Linked DNA regions of Homo sapiens: region 2 is linked to region 1. The links are chromatin contacts, found by Hi-C or POLR2A ChIA-PET in ENCODE. All regions are on one chromosome and are shown on one strand. The core of a region is the stretch at or near the end of the contact, and the rest is flanking DNA. Distances in the headings are between cores, read along the strand shown.

Region 1 (4,232 bases), core at 640-3,139:
AGGAGGCTCTTTGGGAGGTGGTCAGGGGAAAAGATGGTCAGTGCTTTTTCTGGACAAATCCAGGGGCCAATTGAGGTGGGGAGTCTATGAGAAGGGCCCTGTCAGCTGAGGCGAGGGAAAGGGCAGAGGACCTAGAATAAAAGGATATGGCCTCTCTGTGCACTAGCAGGATGGGTAGGAAAGGGAGATATGAAAAGACGAAATGGGGACCGGGTGCGGTGGCTCACGCCTGTAATCCCAGCACTTTGGGAGGCCAAGGCAGGCAGATCACTTGAAGTCAGGAGTTCGAGAGGAGTTCAAGTCCTCCCTGGCCAACATGGTGAAACCTTGCGTCTACTAAGAACAGGAAATTAGCCGGGTGTGGTGCGTGCGCCTGTAGTCCCAGCTACTCGGGGGGCTGAGGCACGAGAATCACTTGAACCCAAAAAGTGGAGGTTTCAGTGAGCCGAGACTGCGCCACTGCACTCCAGCCTGGGTGACAGAGCGAGACCTCATCTCAAAAAAGAAAAAGAAAAAAAAGATGAAAGGGAATACCTTGGGCAAAACAAAAGCCAGGGCAATTTGTGTAGGGAAATCTAAAGAAAAAAAAAAAAAAGACAAGATAGAGTCAGGGCTAAAGGGTAACTAGCAACGGCAAGAGGGCCCCAAAAGGGAAAGACTTTACAACACTAATGTTTTGAACCTGGACCAACCTAACTCTGATAAAATTGGAAGGCTATACATCCCCCTGATCATATGCCCTTTGTATCTTAAGATTTCCTAAGCAGTAAAAAGTTCACAAACCAGATGAAGATGTTAACCGCAGTCCTATTAAAAATAACAGAAGTAAGGGTGCAACTCAAACGTCCCCCAAATAGGGGAACAGGTTAGGCAACCATACCACATCTACTGCATGGAATGCTACACTGCCACTTAGAATCATGAACTACGAAAAATGATGTGGCAACATTGAAAAATATTTATAATGCAATATGCAATAAATTAAAGCCAGGGATCTACCCTCCAATGAAAGCTGGGTTCCTTTTTCCTAATGGACTTATTAGGATGAGGTAGGATCAAAGCAAAAGGAGAAAAGCTGGAAATCCTAGGGGTTGGGTCTTTGTGGGAGAAATCTCAGTTCTCCTCTGCTTCTGGTATGCCAGGGAGACAGCAGAAGATGACCTCTCCCTCTCCTCTCTCCTCATTCCCCTCTCCTCAAAAGGCAATGAGATGCTGGATGGAGGAAGCCTCTGTTCTACGTGAATATATCCTATTGTAAAACCTCTTTTTTGTCTAGAACTTTGGGATAGGGTGCTAGCATGGCCCAGGGCTATCCAGAAACTCTGAGACACAGTCAGTGTGTCAGTGGACCAAGTGAAACGCTTCGAAGACTTGAAAGTGTCCCTAACATAGTTTGCTAACCCACTCAGAAGACATGACTTCGATTCTCAAAGATTCCCCCGAGAGAAGTCAGCACCATGTCCTCAGTAGGCTGCTAAAATAGATCTCCTTTTCATCTAAATTAGTTATTTCTTCTGTAAGCATAATCTTTCTTCTTCTCTCTTGGGTCTCTGGGTAAGTGAAGAGCAATTTATTCTCTTCAGTTGATAAACTTCAAAGGAGAAGCCTCAGCCTCAGCACTTGTGCTTTTGTCTGCTTTGTCTCCCCTTTGTAAGCTTTCATTTGGGGGTAAAAAAAAAAAAGAAAAGTTCTGCTGATGAACAAAAAGTTTGAAAACCACCAAAATCTCCCAGATTAGACAGCCAAGGCCCAGAGGAGGAAGTATCTTGCCATGGCTCTAAGTGGCAGGTAGGCACTGAAAACCCGAGGCCCCTGACGGCAGGCCTGAGCTTGTCCACGGCCTGGCTCTCCCTGCCAATTGTGCCGCACCTTTGTCTCCAGCCACCGGAGGTGAACAGGGCTCCCCAGGCTGACATACAAGGGTTCTTTTTCTGCATTATCATAACCGCACCTGGGGCTGAGCCTCAGCTCTAGCCCTCAGAGGTGGCACAAGTGATAATTCCAAAAGAGAAAGGCCCCTCCCTGAAAACTGCTCATTTTCGCTCTATCTCACCAGAAAGTCTGCATCGACCATCCTGGGAGGCAAAACCCAGGTGGTGGGAGGCTGCTTATAAATACCAGCATTGTTGGAAGACGTCCCAGTAGCATCCTATGGAGGTGAGCACCAGGGTCCCTATTTACTGATGAGGGGCCCAGGGTTCCAGCTGGGCCATGCCTACATTTTCCAGAGGCAAGACCATGTTCCTTAATTCCTCCCTGGTGGGTGGTCTTCCGGGTGGGGGTGGGCCATCTCTGGACAGATATTTCAGAAATGCCAGAAAAGAGCCTCTGCCTGTCCCTACAAATCTTTCAACCAGCTCCCTGCCTTCCATCCTACAATCAGAGCTCAAGGTTAAAATGCAAACACACTCAGGGAAAGGGGGAAGGCGCAACAGTCACACGAAGGTGCAGAAGGCTTGTAGCAGTCCCTTCAAAAGATCAGGTTTTCTGGGGGTAAGAAGTTAGGGTTCAGGAAAGGATTGTATGGAGAGGAAGGGAGGGTCAGGCTACCTCAGGTCTTTGCTTTGGAACCTTCCATAACACTTTCTTTTCTTTTTTCTTTTGAGATAGGGTCTTGCTCTGTCGCCCAGGCTGGAGCGCAGTGGCACGATCTCAGCTCACTGCTACCTCCGCCTCCCGGGTCCAAGCAATTCTCATGCCTCAACCATCTGAGTAGCTGGGATTATAGGTATGTGCTACCATGCCTGGATAATTTTTGTATTAAATATTTTTAGTAGAGACAGCGTTTCACTATGTCGGCCAGCCTGGTCTCGAACTCCTGGCCTCGTATGATCCACCCACCTCGGCCTCCCAAAGTTCTGGGATTACAGACATGAGCCACTGTGCCCGGCCTCAAAACACTTTCTATCACTATGTATTCAAATGTATCATCAGGAGTTTTCAGTGAGCCTTCTTGTGACCGTCTGGAAATATAAAGAGACTCTGGCAAAAGGCTAGAACCCCCTCGCCCTCTGATTTAGCCTCCTTGGCTATACCATTGCCTCAGCCTACCTCAGAAGCACGCCGAACCCCCAGGTCACACTGCTGGACCAAATCCGCCCTTCACTGCTGAGACATCAGCCCAAAAAGCAAGCAAAGAGCCACACAGAGGAGACTTGGCTTTGACCTCAGGCCAGGCTGGGAAGCTACTTTACCTGAAGCCACATGACCAGGGGCAGTTCTGAGAAGTTCTTGCAGGAGTTGGTGGCATAATAGAGCCACCAGAACATGTAGGCATCCTTGCGGACCGTCACATAATCCCATACTTCCTTGCCCTCCTCTGTGGGCCAGTCAATGACAGCTCCTGAAACAGAAGTTCAATTTCACTCTCCAGAAGAGTGCCTAATGTACAGGTAAATTCCAAGCCTGGTAGAGACAGCCATGCTAGGCTAGAGATGATTTGTTTTATAGTTTGGTAATTTAGCCACCCCAGTACATTGCAGGAATAAGGAAAAAACCTCGGCTATGAAAAAAGAAACCAAACTTAACAGCGGCATAGGAGGCCAGGGGCTTTCACTTTTTCCTCTACACTTTTCTGTAATGTTTGGATTTTTAACAATAAATATGAAACACTTTTTTTTTTTTTTTTTTTTTTTTGATACGAAGTCTCGCTCTTGTTGCCCAGGCTGGAATGCAATGGCGCAATCTCGGCTCACCGCAACCTCTGCCTTCCGGGTTCAAGCGATTCTCCTGCCTCAGCCTTCCAAGTAGCTAGGATTACAGGCATGCACCACCACGCCTGGCTAATTTTGTATTTTTAGTAGAGATGGGGTTTCTCCATGTTGGTCAGGCTGGTCTCGCACTCCTGACCTCAGGTGATCTGCCCGCCTAGGCCTACCAAAGTGCTGGGATTACAGGAAATACTTTTATAATTCTGTAAAAACAAGAGAGATTTATATTTTGAGTAAAAAAGTAAAAATCTCAGAATGCAATATACTGGTTTTTATATCGTATTTAATACATGAGTAAGACACCAGGCTTGGTGGCTCACTCCTGTAATCCCAACACTTTGGAAGGCCAAGACAGGCTGATAGCTTGTGCATAGGAGTTCAAAACCAGTCTAAGCAACATAGCAACACCCCATCTCTACAAAAAATGCAAAAATTAGCTGGGCATTGTGGCATATGCCTGTGGTCCCAGCTACTCAGGAGACAGAGGTAGGAGAATCGCTTGAGCCCAGTAGGTTGAGGCTG
Region 2 (4,232 bases), core at 560-3,059, 880 kb before region 1:
CTTCCTCAGCTCCCTCCGGGCACTTGTGCCCTTCCCTTCCATGTCCTCCTGTATCTCAGCCTTCCCCCGGGGCTGCTGGCCCAGCACACGAGCCCTGCACCCAGCCTGGGTGGGAGGTCCCTGGCCAGTCCCCCAGGAACTCTGAGGAGCTATGGGCTACTGCAAAGCATCTGCCGACTGCCCTGCCCCGTCTGGCCTCATCAGGCTGCTGCTGTTAGGGATGGGCTCACTCCCAGCAGCTCCCGGTCACCCAGCAGGGATGGGGAGGGTGGCCACCCTGGAGCTGGAGGACTCTGGGGAGGCAGGGTCTTTAATTTGGCAGCAGACAAAAGCCAGTTCTGGAGTCACACCACAGTAGGGGCTCACAGGGGCTCTGACTCCCCAGCTGGACTGGAAGCCCTGCTGTCCGAGGGTGGGCAGCGGTGGGTCCTGGAGTGACCCCTTTGAGCAGGTGCAGGGCTAAAGAGCAAGGCGGAAAGGCCGCCAGCCTGGGTGAGCGCCTAGGGCATAAGGGCTTGCTGGGTGCCCCTGAGAAGGGCGGGTGATCTGAGGAGGAGAACTCTGATTCTAGGAACGCTTACACGGCACTGACCACTGCCACGGGGAGGGAGGCTGCCCAGCCCGTGGCCCCGCCCTGGACATGGGAGCGCGCAGACCTTCCGGAGAGCCGGGAAGCCTGGGCAGGCACGAGGCTTCGGCGCGGCTCTGGGAGGTTGGGAGTGGCATCCGATCCTTGGCCGGGCCCTGGTGGCCTCCGTGGCCCCAAGATCACAAGGGCGTAGCGAAGGCGAGCCGGCGATCGCACCTCGTCCCGCCCACCCTGCCCGGACTCGCAACGCCGAGCTTGGGGAGGGCCGGGACGCGCAGCCGCCGCCGAGCGTGACCAAGTTTGGAAACGCGCGCGGGGCCGGGACGCTGGCTCGGGGGGCCCTGCCGAGGAGCGGTCGCCCCCTCCGCTGCTCCCCGCGCCAGGCCTGGGGCCCTGGAGGGAGGGGGGGGGGTCTCCGAGGAGTGCCTCGGTACCCCAGCTCGAGTTCTCGACGGGTCTCTGAGCCTTCCCCGCGCCAGGACCCGGCGCACTGTGGGGGAAGCCCCAGCCCCATGTCTGTTGAGTGTTGCTTTGTTATTTTTTTTCCTCCTATGTGTGGGTTTTTTCTTGGAGCTGTTTCATAGGAATTCCTGTAATAAACAGTTGGTGTTCTCTTGGTGCTCTGATGTGGCCAGCGGCGTGGGCTGGACCCTCCTGCTCCCTCCTCCCTCCCGGCCTGGGGCAGGGTTTGTCCCCAGGAGCCCCGCGTCGCATCCCTAGGGTACCCCTGCCTTGCCTGGCCCATTCACCCGCGGCGCTCTCCGACTGCACTCTCGAGGTGACACCTGCGGCACCGCTGCACCTCAACCTTGCGGACCTGCCGGCTGCGTCTAGCGCTGTCGCCTTCCTGTTTGGCCCAGGACTGTAAACCGCTTGCTGTATCAGGCAAGGGAAACACCATGGGGAAAGCCAGTCTGTTGAGAAAGCTCCAGACGGCCACCTCCCTAAATAAACAGCTTCTGGATTAAAGGCAGACTGGAGGTTGCAGGGAAGTGCAATTTCAGACTTCAAAGGGAACTCAGAGATCGCCCCAGTTGATACATCTCTCCTTCCTCCTCCTCCTCCAGCTCAGCAGGACTACCCCGCCCTCCACCACAGGGACAGGGCCCTCGCTGCCAGAAGAGGAAGCTGGTGCCGTTTCCAGACAGGGCAGTTCTCAAGGTCGAAGTTTTTCCTTGTGTTGAGCTAACGGCCTCCTAGGGGTTCCAACCACACATCTTACTCCTGGGCTCTGGGTCACTGTTGCCAAGGCTGCCTCTCTTGCCCCTGATGCCATGTTTCAGCTCAGTGACCTCACCCTCTCTCTTCCCTGACAACAACTGTGCCTCCTGCACTCCTGCAGGGGCCTCCCCACCCATCAGGGTCTGGCCCCACTCCCAGTCAGACCCAGGGGGGCTTGTAAAGTGGCACACCTGGGACAGGGTGACGCTCCACATGAGCTGTCCTGAGCAAACCAGGATTATCCTCCAGCCCTGGTTCTCTGCGTGGTATTCATTGCCTGGGAAGCTGTTCCAAATGCCAATTCTCAGTCCCATCCGAGACCTACTGAGTCAGAAACTCTGGGGGTGCAGCCCAGCAACCTGTGATTCTGATGCACACCACAGTTTGGGAACCATGGTACCAGGCCAGTACCTAGCACTGGCTGCACAGAATTACTTGAGTAGCTTTAAAAAAAATCCTGGCCAAGACCAGGCTCAGTGGCTTACACTTAGAATCCCAGCACTTTGACAGGTCGAGGCAGCAGGATCGCTTGAGGCCAGGAGTTCAAGACCAGCCTGGGCAACGAAGTGAGACCCATCCCCCAACCCCCCACATCTCTACAAAAAAAAAAAAAAAAAAAAAATAGCTGGGTTGGTGGCACACATGTGTAATCCCAGCTACACGGGAGGGTGAGGGGGGAGGATCGCTTGAGCCCAGGAGGTCGAGGCTGCAGTGAGCTGTGATCATGCCACTGCACTCCAGCCTGGGTGACAGAGCAAGACCCTGTCTCAATTAAAAAAATAGATCCTGGCCCGCCCTTGTGGTTCATGCCTGTAATCCCAGCACTTTGGGAGGCCAAAGTGGGAGGATTGTTTGAGGTCAGGAATTTGACATTACAGTGAGCTATAATTGAGCCACCGCACTCCAGCCTGGGTGACAGAGCAAGACCTCATCTCTATTAAAGAAAAAACGTCCTGATGTTCAGTACCGTAGACCAATTAAATCAACTATGGGTTTTTTGTTTGTTTTTTAAAAAAAGCTCCCAAGGTAATTAAATCTGCCGTCAAGCTTGAGGACCAGCCCACTTGGCAATGTGTTAGGTGTTTTAGCTCATTTGATCTTGCCCAATAACGATCACTTTACAGATAGTATAATTACAGTTCAGAGAGGTTAAGTAACTTATCCAAGATCACAGAGCTAGAGTGTCATGAGGCCAGAAAAGGAGGCTGAGGGCTGCCTGACTCCAAAACTTGTGTTGCCTCCTCTACACCCCTGCTGCCCAAAGTGTGCCCTGTGGACCAGCAGCATCGCCATTCCCTGGGAACTTGTTAGGAATGCGTATTATCAGGCCCCATTCCAGATCTGAATCGGAAACTGGCGTGCATTTTAACAAGACCTTCAGATCATTCTGATACATGCTCAAATTTGAGAACCACAGTTCCACAATCTGACCACTCACAGCTTGGTCTATGGACCAGCAACATTCATTATTACCTAGGAGCTTGTTAGAAAAAGAATCTCAGGCTCTGCCCCAGCCTCACTGGATCAGAATTCGCATTTTAACAAGCTCTTCAGGTGACTTCTATGCACATTAAAGCTAGAGAAACACTGCTCTAGAACACTGGTTCTCAAACTTGCTGTACGTTAGAATCATTTCTGATGTGTGGGTCTCATTCCCAGAGATTCTGATTTAATTGGTTTGGGATTTAGCCTGAGAATCAGATTGTAAAATCCCAGGTGCTTCTAATATGCAGCAAGTTTGAGACCCTTACACCATTTTACCTGTTAGTGTAGATGACACTGGAGATGATTGTAATCAGAGAGAGAAAGAGAGGGAGAATGCTTACCAGGTCTAACAAGGAGTGCAGGAGATGAAGCCTCTGCTGGAGCCGCTGACGCCTGGTTAAAGATGGCTATGGGTCCAGGGGCAGGGACAGGCTGGACCAGATGACTGCCTTAGCCACCTACCCTCACATTGCTTGCTCATCTGCAAGTGCTGAACTCCTGGTATCCACAAGGCGATACTTGCAGATTTATCCTCTGCAAAAATGCAGAGCTGGGCTATCTGAAGTCTGGTCCAGCCAGGGCCCCTTCCCTATCTTGATGATGCTTTGATGTCCTCAGGGATCAGCCCCAACTTAAAAGGCGATCATGGGTCTGGAAAACGCTGTGCCCACAAGAATTGCCTGGTTATTACCATGCTGGGGTCTCAATTCTCCCTTTGTTTTCTTGAAGCAACTGGTTGGAGATAGGGTCTGGGGGGGAAACAGGAGAATTTGCTCTGAAGAATGAAGGAGGCAGGCAAGGTGTGGTATGAAGATGGTAGCTCTTTATCGAGTGTTTATTGTGTGCCACACACTCCTAGGGTACTTTACCGAATCCTTCACAACAATTATATGAAATCAGTATTACTACGTGCGTTTCACACAGAGATGTTAAAGTC

The links. A loop is a pair of places that touch in the nucleus more often than their neighbours do. ChIA-PET counts read pairs that join two places held with the same protein, here RNA polymerase II (POLR2A). Pooled maps may share reads with other maps.
Region 2: POLR2A ChIA-PET joins it to region 1 with 10 read pairs in IMR-90. The contact joins two enhancer-like sites. A Hi-C loop is called at or near these places in 2 of 168 maps with a recorded cell type or tissue (naive thymus-derived CD4-positive, alpha-beta T cell and sigmoid colon) and 7 of 50 pooled maps. POLR2A ChIA-PET finds 5 or more read pairs at or near these places in 4 of 52 experiments (HEK293, IMR-90, K562 and 1 more).

What each region holds. Positions count from the first base shown.
Region 1 is chr17:56,980,193-56,984,424 of GRCh38, reverse strand. It overlaps SCPEP1 (serine carboxypeptidase 1), which reads right to left. Exons shown (of 13, transcript NM_021626.3): 2 at 3,195-3,343. Among named protein-coding and RNA genes, the nearest start is that of SCPEP1, 4.2 kb to the right of the region's middle. Within about 2 kb of position 1,889, at least 3 of the 41 ENCODE cell types and tissues checked have a DNase peak (open chromatin) inside an H3K27ac peak, as active enhancers do.
Region 2 is chr17:57,858,573-57,862,804 of GRCh38, reverse strand. It overlaps CUEDC1 (CUE domain containing 1), which reads left to right. Exons shown (of 11, transcript NM_001271875.2): 11 at 1-1,562. Among named protein-coding and RNA genes, the nearest start is that of MRPS23, 11 kb to the right of the region's middle. RefSeq lists enhancers at 1-743, 744-1,593, 1,594-2,444. Within about 2 kb of position 1,809, at least 25 of the 41 ENCODE cell types and tissues checked have a DNase peak (open chromatin) inside an H3K27ac peak, as active enhancers do.